2 separate regions of the Homo sapiens genome follow, and region 2 is linked to region 1. A link is a loop called in an ENCODE intact Hi-C map of the cell type or tissue named here. Cell type or tissue: HepG2. All regions are shown on one strand. Links, peaks and the distances in the headings refer to the core of each region. The heading gives the core; the rest is flanking DNA. Region 1 overlaps DLEU1 (deleted in lymphocytic leukemia 1). Region 2 overlaps DLEU1 (deleted in lymphocytic leukemia 1).

Evidence for each region. A loop is a pair of places that touch in the nucleus more often than their neighbours do. Peaks named below come from ENCODE experiments on the same cell type or tissue, not always from the same donor. Only the 100,000 strongest peaks of a DNase experiment are listed, where the experiment ranks them.
Region 2: it touches region 1 in a loop (3-fold over the local background); 2 of 110 quality-filtered maps call a loop at or near these places.

Annotation. Positions count from the first base shown.
Region 1 is chr13:50,242,509-50,247,896 of GRCh38, reverse strand. All of the region lies in intron 2 of DLEU1 (deleted in lymphocytic leukemia 1), which reads right to left. Among named protein-coding and RNA genes, the nearest start is that of DLEU2, 120 kb to the right of the region's middle. RefSeq lists an enhancer at 2,481-3,680. In HepG2, for the core only: no CTCF peak of the experiment used is centred there; DNase peaks (open chromatin) are centred at 2,736 and 3,306; H3K4me3 peaks cover 229 bases.
Region 2 is chr13:50,187,109-50,192,496 of GRCh38, reverse strand. All of the region lies in intron 2 of DLEU1 (deleted in lymphocytic leukemia 1), which reads right to left. Among named protein-coding and RNA genes, the nearest start is that of DLEU2, 64 kb to the right of the region's middle. In HepG2, for the core only: a CTCF peak has its summit at 2,849 (motif pointing left); a DNase peak (open chromatin) is centred at 4,936; H3K4me3 peaks cover 1,063 bases.

The sequences.
Region 1 (5,388 bases), core at 322-5,321:
AAAAAAGCATTTTACAATATTATAGGCTTTCAGAAATACTACAGTGAAGAAATTTGTTTACTTTTATAATTTCCCAAACTTATTTGACTTCAGTGATGTTTTATTATCCCCAAGTAATGTCAATTAAATCTCAAGAAAATAGCATTCTGTAGAATATATTTTGGTAAATATTGCTATACATTCATTATAGATGATCACATATGGGAAGCCTATAGAAAAATGAAAAACATACCATGATACAACTATATAAAAATATACATGTATGCAAAAGTTATATTTAACTCAAAAACATCTGCTGCTTAGGATGACAGATTTATCAGTGATTTATTTATTTCTTTAAGTCTTCTTTAACACTGATAATAAATCATTTTTTCAATTAAAAATTATAAATTAGTCAAAAGCAATGAGAGCCATATTTTTTTAACTTATTTGAATTTTTGCCAATTCAATCAATCCATGGGTGGCTGCACAAATTTCACTCCATTAGTGAAATTTCACATTCATTATTATGAGGAAGAAACTAGTCATCATAATACCAGTTCTAATCCCTTGCTGGCAGGTTAATCTAATTAACTTCTCTTAATTGGATGAGTTAATTTAAACTAAAATGCAATTTGATTCATACCATGTTTCACTCCAGACATCACCATAGGATACATGGAATTCTCCGAACTCTTCCAATCCCATTACTACTCAGAAAGCCATTTCAAAGAGCATTTCACAGGCAGAGATCAAAACCTTTCTAAAACGTAAGTGTTGGGGCCAGAAATTAAGTCACTGTATTTTCAGTAATTCATTCATTTATTTATTCAACAAATACTTATTGAGAGCACTAGGCAATGCCTAAGAATATAAAAATTAAAAAGAAAATCATTATCCACAATGAATTCTCAGTAGGTGATACAGACATGCAAAAAGAAATAATGGAATATGGAATAAATTCCCTTACTCTGGTGTTTATTGGCATAACATTAGTTCAGAAAAGAGAAGCCAGTTGTTCCCAGCACAGGAAGAGTGGGTCAGAAAGGCTTCAAAGAGGATGAAATGTTTGAGTAGTATCTTCAAAAATGGGTTTGCCAGGCAGATGAGATTGAGAACACATCCCAGGTACACAGAAAAGAGTGTACAGAACATAGATGTGTAACCCAGCATGAATGCCAAGTGGGACCTAGTAAGAAGGCACAAAAACCTGCTGTGAATCTATCAAATAAGATAGAAATTAACACACGACCGTAAGTTTGGATTTTAGATGGCAACAGCCATTATAAAGCAACAGAAGATTCAGCAAACTAAAGAGAAAGAGTCAAATCTCAGTTGGTTGAAGAGCAAATGAGTGTTGGCGCCGGGGGCAGTGGCTCACGCCTGTAATCCCAGCACTTTGGGAGGCTGAGGTGGGCGGATCGCTTGGGCCCAGGAGTTCAAGACCAGCCCAAGCAATATGGCGGAACCCTGTCTCTACAAAAAATACAAAAATTATCCCCGCGTAGTGGCACCCGCCTGTAAGCCCAGTTACTCGGGAGGCTGAGGCTGGAGAATCACTTGAACCCAGGAGGTGGAGGTTGCAGTGAGATTGCACCACTGCACTCCAGCCTGGGTAACAGAAGGAGACTCCATCTCAAAAAATAAATAAATAAATAAAAATAAAAGTGTCGGGAAGCATACTCAGTAGACCCAGTCATTTGTGGGGCTCAGACATTTTGGCAAGTGATAGACTTAATTCATGTAATAAGCAGGTGTTTATCATGGAATTCTGCTGTGCATGTATTAATTTAAAAAATAAATATTTGGCTGGGCGTGATGGTTCACACCTGTAATCCCAGCACTTTGGGAGGCCGAGACAGGCAGATCACTTGAGGTCAGGAGTTCGAGAGCAGTCTGGCCAACAAGGTGAAACCCCGTTTCTACTAAAAAATACAAAAATTAGCCCCGCATGGTGGCGCACGCCTTTAGTCCCAGCTACCCAAGAGGCTGAGGTGGGAGAATTGTTTCAACCTGGGAGGCGGAGGTTGCAGTGAGCCAAGATTGTGCCATTGCACTCCAGCCTAGGTGACAGAGCGAGACCCCATCTCAATCAATCAATCAATCAATCAATCACTATTTTGTAACTGAATTTCCAATGTGTAGCATCAACAGCTACACAGCTACAACTACAGTATGAGTGATTCTTATAATTTCAGCAAGTCATCCTTTCATTTTTTAAAAAACAATAGTACTCAATGGCAGGTTGCAAATAAATCTTGATATCCTCAGATTAAATGCTATATAAAAATAAAGGATAATCCACTTCAAGTACAAAGATTCCTAAAGTGCAGAGCAAAGAAGCATGTGTTCTGAAATCTTCAATGGAACAAAAGGAGAGTGGTGCAGTTCACAGCAATGCTGCTCTCGGAATGTTTGTGGTGGCATTTCCCTAAGTGTTGCAGGACATTTTGTAAGTACGTTTACTCCTGCATGAAGAGACTAGGCTGTGCTCACACTTAAAGAAAGGTAAAGGGGAACATTATAGAATGGAAGAATTACAAGGGATCTGAAGTGTCATCTATCTAACCTCTATATTTGATGGATGAAGAAGCAGAATTAGAGAGGTTAAGTGAGTCACCCATGGTTTACACAGTGAGTCAGAGCTGAAACCAAGCCTGCAACCCAAGATCCCAGCTTCTAGTCATCTGGTGTATTTGTTTTTGCTGCACCCTCCTGACCTGTCCCAAAGGCCAAAACTAAGTCAGAAACAGAGCTAGAAGTCAGTTACAAGTTGAGTCAACAATGCGGTGATGCCATTACCCCTGGGCCTGTAACTGAGGGTACTTTTTGTAGTGAACGTGGGGGAGGGAAAATCACTCTGAACACCTGTGCTGTGCATACACTCACAACTCATGGAGCAAAGTTCCTCTTCCACCATTTCATAGTCAGTCAGTCAACGAATATTTCCTGGGGGCTACTCCATGCCAAGGACAGTGCTAGGCCTTGGAGATTACACTAAACCAGACAGAGCCTCTCCGCAGAATTACATTCTGGTTGGGGAAGACAGATAATAAACAAGTCAACTAATGAATACACGAGACAGTGGTAAGTCCTAGGCAGAGAAATAAAATGTGATGATGTAATAGAATGTGACAAGAGGGAAGGTGGGCACTGCCTCATCTTGGGTGGCCAGGGGAAGCCTCCTTCTTCTTATTAGTGGCTGGTGCGGAGGGCATGCAGTCAGGCATTAGGCATGAACGTTCACATGAGAATCCATGAAAGTGGCCTAAGCCTGATGTTCAAGGGATAAGGTCAATCAGAAGTCAAGGCAGGCATATGTGTGTCTACGTGCAGGGGGATTTCTGTCCACGTGTCACCAACAGCAGCGGGGAGAGAGTGGGCGGAGGGCAGTTCAAAAGAATTTTCTGTAACAGTTTGCTGCTGTTTCCTTTGGCTTCTATTAGGCTTAGCTACTTAATATGCAATGGTTTTCACCCTGTGGCCTTCCTTCCTTCCTTGAGGCTCTAATAATATTCAATTGTCCCCCTTTTTTCCACATGACTTCTTTCTTATTTTAACTGGATACAACTGTTCATAACCATGGGATGAAGTAAAGGTGATGGAGACTACTATCAAGATCCCCATCCTAATCATAAGCATTTCTAGGACCATGACAAATGTGGGAGAGCAGTGGAAATGCTGATTCAAGGGGCCTTCCAATAAACACAAATGGACTGAATCCAAAGTGAATGCAACACCATCACAGCTTCTTAAGGGAAAACAGCAAGGGGATGTTGGAATTAATTTGAGGCCTCTGACATTGAGAGAGTTGGAAGCAATACAAAACTCAAAAAGTCAATCTGCTTTGGGAATGTTAAAAAGAAACACTTGTTTGGAAAGAATTTTTAAGTGTGCAAAACGAAGACTATTTTCAGTGGAATCTGCTCAGTGAGCCTGACCACACACTGGGGGATGAGAGATGTATCGCTGATAGTAAAAACACAGTATAAAAGATGAAAAATGGTGCACCTGTATAGGGCACTTACCATGAATGGAGCTTGCAGGACCAGAATTTGCTCTGGGTGAGTCGGTGAGTGAGTGGGGAGTGAATGTGACGGCCTAGTAATGATTGTTCACTACTGTAGACTTTAGAAACACCTACACTTAGGCAACCCTAGATTTATAAAAAAGATTTTTCTTTCTTTAATAATAAATTGACTTTACCTTACTGTAACTTTTTTCTTTGTAACTTTCATTTTTTAGCCTTTTTGACTTTTATAAAAATATTTGGTTTAAAACACAAACACATTGTACAGTTGTACAAAACATTCGTCCTTTATATCCTTATTCTATATGCTTTTTTCTGTTTTTTAATTTTTTTAATGTAAACATTTTTGTTAAAAACCAGAACACAAAAGCACACATTAGCCTTGGCCTACACAGAGTCAGGATTATCAATATCATTGTCTTCCACATCCATATCTTATCCCAAAGGAAGTCTTCAGGGGCAGTAACATGTGTGAGCCGTCATCTCCTATGATAACAACACCTTCTTCTGGATACTTCCTGAAGGACCTGCCTGAAGCTGTTTTACAATTAACTTTTTAAAATATAAGTAGAAGGAGTACACTCTAACATAACGATAAATAGTATAGTAAATACGTAAACCAGTAACAGTCATTTATTAGCATTAGTAAGTATTATGTACTGTACATAATTATAGGTGCTTTTATATGACTGGTAGCATGGTAGGTTTGTTTACACCAGCATCACCACAAACACGTGAGTAATATATTGCCCTACAATATCATGATAGCTACGACATCACTAGGTGATAGGAATTTTTCAGCTCCATTATAATCTCATGGGACCAGTGTTGTATATGAGGTCTGTTGTTGACCCAAATGTCATTATTTGGCACATGACTGTAGTTATTTTGTGTTTTGTAATGTCTTTCCCTACTCCTCCTTAGTATCTAGATGGACTTTTAATGCTTTATTTTCCTTGTCTATGTAATATTTAGGAAAATTTTGGATGGCTAGCGGGAAAAGATTATATATCGCCCTAGTTTATCTTCCTGGATAGTTTTTTCTACCACTGCATCAAGCATCAGTAGTTTCTAAAGAGGGACTCTTCTCATGACCACAATGCACTGAAAACATGCCACCCCCAAAATTCCACCATCCTGCTGCACCCATGGAAGATGAAGTGACAATGATATAATCACCCTATAACAGTGAGTTGCAAAAGCCCAGCTCTCGAGACTAGGGAAACAGAAATACATCTGAGGAAACTCCAGCTGCAGAGTTCAGTGTGCCTTCCTATTCTGAAACCTTCATTTTCCTATCCCTTGTTTTGCTGAACCAAAATTTTGACTAAATTCTCTTTTGTTTCTCTGGGAAAGCTCCTAATAATGTATTCCATATG
Region 2 (5,388 bases), core at 176-5,175, 55 kb after region 1:
TAGGGAGGAAGACTTGGGTAATGGAGAATGGGCAAGCTGGCAGCAGAGTCTGGTGCAGTTTAAGTCAATATTTCTAACCCCAATTTACACAGCAGATAAAAAGTAGAAGGACTATTTTAAGTGGAAAAGAGCCAAGATTGGCATTTGCTTGCCAGAGCATAAGATGGAAATGCAGGAAGAGCCTGGGAAGTGTCTCTCATATCTAAGGCAGAATGCTACCAGGGGTACAAACGAGTAGGGCCTGGACATCTTAGCTGCTGCTGGACCTCCAGGTCCCACCGGCCATCATGCTGACTGAACAGCCACTGTAAGAACAGGAAATGGGGTACAGACAATGAAGTCCAATGTTAAAGAGGTTTCCCTGTCCAGGAAAACAAAGGAACAATAGACTCCTACGCTTAATATTTTAAGAGTTTTGTGGTGCTTTCTGAGGACCTGAGGCCCACTTGCTCTTCCCTTAGGACATAGCTCATGTTTCATAAAGCTGGGGCGAGCAGTAGGACTGAGAAGAAAAGTGAGAAGATTCCTCCTTCCCTGCCTCTAATGAACAAACCTTGGGACTAGCAAAGGTTAATTACTTGCCTGATCCAGGCTTATTCCTTGAAAAGGAGCTGAATGACTAAACATTTGTGAACATTGAGTCGCACAGCCCATCAGCAAATGGAGCCTGCCCTACTCTAACCAGGCACATGACCATCACCTGGCCAATGGACTAATTGTAGGACTGATGCTGGATTCAGAAAAAAAGCAAGTCAGAGCTGTTCAGGAGGCTACAGGGGCTGGGGGAGTGAGAATTACAACTAAACAGGACTTAAATGTAAAATTAAAAGTTCCATGTTAGCTTTTCTGAAATAAAATATAAGTCTTTTACTTGAATAAGCTGAATAAATGCAAATGATATCAGGCAGAAAAGATCTGAGATTTGTCTATCCACTGCAAAAATTACACATGTGAATTGTTTATTCTTCTAGTGAAACATATCTAATGCTTTTCCCCTCTCATAATATTAACTTGTTTAAAGAACATTTATACGATAACATCTTGAGTTCTTTGTTTTCTAGGTTTCTCAACCAAAGTTCTCTTCTTGAAGTCTTTGTGAAAAAAAAAAATTGCTGCCTCTTTAAACTAGTGCTCAGGCATGAAAATGTTTAACTAATTTCATTTTCTTGATAAAGTTTATCTGTGATCAGAATTGAGTCATACCAAAAATACTTCTATAAGATTTGACCTTTTACTTAAATCCCACATCGAGATAATATACTCAAAATGGTTATCAATAAGACCTTTGTTTTTTAAAGCACATCTAAAATAAATCACTTTTTAAAAGCAGAAAACTGTTTTCAATTAAGTCTTTTACAGGCAATCAGCTTGAAAGTTATACTTGCCCTTGTATTTTTTATGTATATAAATTATGCCCAAGAGTGCCATGATAGCAGCATTATGCTAACTATGCCTTACCTTTGTATTTACTTCTTGTCAAAATAAGCTTTACAAATTAATTGGTTTTAGAGTGCTTTATGACCAATAATGACTGCATTATACTAGTGCCAGAGTAAAAGCAATGCAAGCAGCAACTACTTTTTCTTGTTATTGAGAAACACCTAGTCTAATTAGATAAGGATAATTAATTCTTAATTTCTTCTGATGAAGAGTTTTCTTGCAGTAGAACAACTTTACCCCATTCCAACAATGTTTATCATTTAGAAAAGCTTTAAAGAGACTTCTGCTTGAGTCTCTGACCCAAGTAATCCTGTGATACCTACACAGGGCTAACTACTAGTCTTGGCCTCCTGTATGTTTTAACCACCTCACCCTTTCATCAATGAATCCTATCTGCTCTTCAGATGCTGGGAGCATACTAGATAAGTAGATAATTTTAAAAGTATCCATTCAAAAATAGGCATTTCATGCCTATAATCCCAGCATTTTGAGAGGTTGAGGCAGGAGGATTGCTTGAGCCCAGGAGTTTGAAATGCCTGGACAACACAGCAAGATCATGTCTCTGGCTTTAAAAAAAAAAAAAAAGGCATTTCTCTTATTTTTTAAGTTTCCCATTTTTCCCCATTTGCTTTCGCCCTAGATCCCATCCATGTCAGTGGCTGCTTTTATTAGTGGCAGATTTTGCATTTTCCTTAGAGATTTACTAAGAATATCCTAGAGGAGCAAAATTCAGAACTAAACAAGAAAAAAAGAACAAAATCCAGGAATACAATAATTATATATATATTTTAATCTAAATTACTATATAATGAGTTTGCTGCTTCTAAAATTAGTGATAAGGGGCAGTTTTTTAAAAATTAGATCAAGGTTGGAAGAGATGTTTACCCAAAGGACCTAGAGATGAGAGAAGAGTCAGCGTTTGGAAAAAGCTGAGAATCTCATTAGCCCAAAGGGGTGAGTACAAGGCAGGAAAGGAAAAGCAAAGCTGAACTTTGAGAAGTTGGATAGATAGGAGCAAAGAGCAGTCCAGGATAGGGTCTCGAACAACTAGGACACCCTTTTCCAGTCCCCAACCACATAGAGGAAGGGGAAGAAGAGAAGAACAGTGACCAAGCTGAAAGTCTGAATTGAACGCACAAAAAACAGCAATAAGAATGACCATAGACTTCAGGTAAAGCCATTCTTCCTCTCAAGTCTTTCTTTTGGACCAGTTACTGGGCCCAAGATCTCTGAGAAGTTTTGCCACAGAAGTAACATCAGTACAACATGTTAGCATCCCGGTTAACTGGATTAAGAATATTAGGAGCTACATCTCCAGCCCTCTTGGATAAGCCACCTGCAAATGAAAGAGCCCCATACCTAGAACTTGCCACCCAAAAGATATGTCCCTGTGCTGTGGCCCAAACAGCTCCACCAACTGGACGAACCTATAACTTGTTGACAGCTTTCTCTCTCTGGTTCTCAGATGAGGAATGATGATAAAACAAAACCAAAAGACATCTTACTGAGGAAGATCAGCTCCAGTGGATTTCTCTGAGACAACCCAAGTTAGATGGAGCTAATGGGAAAAAACACAGGAATTCTTTAAACTATCATTCAAGCAAAACATCTCTCCTAACTGTTCCTTTTAAAGTAGCTAGACCTGTTAGAGATTTTATTGAGTGGATATAAGCACTTTCTACAGAAACATTTTTTTTAAAGTACATCACCTTTTCATAGAACAGAGGAAGAGCTGTCACATCAGTTGCTGATGCCAAGCACAGCAATATAAAGTATATCCCCTACGAGTTAGATGAAGCAGAGGAAAGGGATCAAGAGATTAATATACCTCTTTGACAAAAGCACCCAAAATAAATAATTTTATTATTTATTGCAATTCTCTAATGCCTTATTTTTCACTGAGCTCTAAAAACATGATCATATCCATCAAGTAATACCCATATATATGCATGGGAATTCAATTGTAATTTACATGTTCCTATACTCTCCATGGATGCTGTGATGGTTAATTTTAATGTGTCAACTTGACTGGGCCATACGGTGCCTGGACATTTGGCCAAACACTCTTTTGAGTGTGTCTATAAGAATGTTTGTGGGTGAGATTAACATTTGAATTGGTAGAGTGAGTAAAGCAGATCACCCTCCCTAATGTATGTGGGCTTCATCCAATCAGTTGAAGACTGAACAGAACAAAAAGGCTGAATGAGAGAGAATTCCTTCTGTCTGACTACCTTCAAGCTGGGACATCAGTCTTTTCCTGCTTTTGGACTCAAACTGAAATATCAGCTCTTCCTCAGTCTTGAGCCTGCAGGGAAGTTTTAGAGTAAAACTTAAGACCCATCAGCTCTCCTGGGTCCCAGTTTAACAACTCACCCTGCAAATCTTTGGACTTTTGGGACTTGTCAAGTTCTACAATCACATGAGCCAATTCCTTATAATGAATGTATTTATATACAGAGAGAGAGAGATATGTGTATGTATGTATATATGGAGAACCTATATCGCTCCTATTGTTTCTGTTCTGTGGAAAGCCCTGAATAATACAGATGCATCTATAAATTTATAGCAAAGCTGTGTAAAGGATAAAGATATGCTAAATCATCTTAGTCATTTTCCTCTCCCCTAGAGCCCTGTGTCCTGCTCTCATCCTGCTAGGAGTAACTCAAAGAATAATTTGGGGTAGAAGTCATCCTCAGACTGGAAAGCAATGAGGCACAGCACCACTACCATGCTCAGAATTAACACCTAAATTTACTACCTTTATATATGGCCTTCTGGAAGCAAATGGTTTTAAACAACTTTATTTCTAAGGAGAGACCAAAAGGAGAAGTGAGGAGTGTGGCTGTGGGCCCACTGTTTGGTAAATACTGTAACAGTAACTGTATACCTCTCCTCATAGTGACCTTACTAATTTAATGAAAGTGTGAAGGCAGATGGATCTGGTTTGCAGGGTCTTAGATGACTTTATTGAACACATCATATCAAAGTGAGAACAAGCAATATGTCTCAAGCCAAGATCAAAGAGTTTTAAATAAGCAAAATATTCCTACTAATACGAAAATTTCATTTACCAAAATTCTGGAGCAATGTGGCTTATTCTCACAAGAAAACCCACCAGAGCTAGACAGAACATGTTCCAGAGGACTGCATACACCAGGGAAGGTCAGTGTGGTGTGCAGGGGCACAAAGGATGAGAGAACCACCCAGAGTGAGGACACTGTAGGCAGAGCAAGAGAGAGATTTTCATAGCTGTCATGAGCGGAAACTGGCAAGAAGGAAAGAGGTGTCAAGGAACTGTTTAGGAAGCTTTCTGTATCCTTTCACTATATAAAATCCCTATGCAAAGCCTCCTAAAAATAAAACTTACAGCAAATATTTACATTATTCTTCAAAGTTTCTCAAGTTGGACTGTTGTTTCTTTGAATGTTAAACTACAAAGAGACTGAGCCCATACCAGGAGACCTGGCTTTGTCGGTTACACTGCATTAGACAAAGTCCATCTTCAGATTGCAACATCTTTCCCAATGCCCATCAGCACAGACCTTTCCCATCACTATAACAACCTACAATCCACTGTAAACAGTGTGGTCATCATCAAGAAAAGTGAAAGAATTGAGCTTTGGTATTTTGTGTTGTCTATTTCAGAAGTCTTTCCTTATTTTTGTCATTCTTAGTACCTTAGTATCTCAGCACCCATCAACTAACTCTAAAAACAAGACAAAACAAAAAAAAAAAGCAAATTGGGTTATGTCCAACATTTTGGCTCCAGGCATGGCTATAGGTTTCCTCTGCAATGTCTCAGACCAATAGAAAGATTACATAGACGCTATATAGCAAATGTAGAGAAGGTTACAAATCCCAGCTTAACCTACAATTTCATCACCTGAGAAAACTAGAAAATATTTTAGGTTAAAAAAGAAAAGGAAAACAGACTGTAACCAGTCTGTG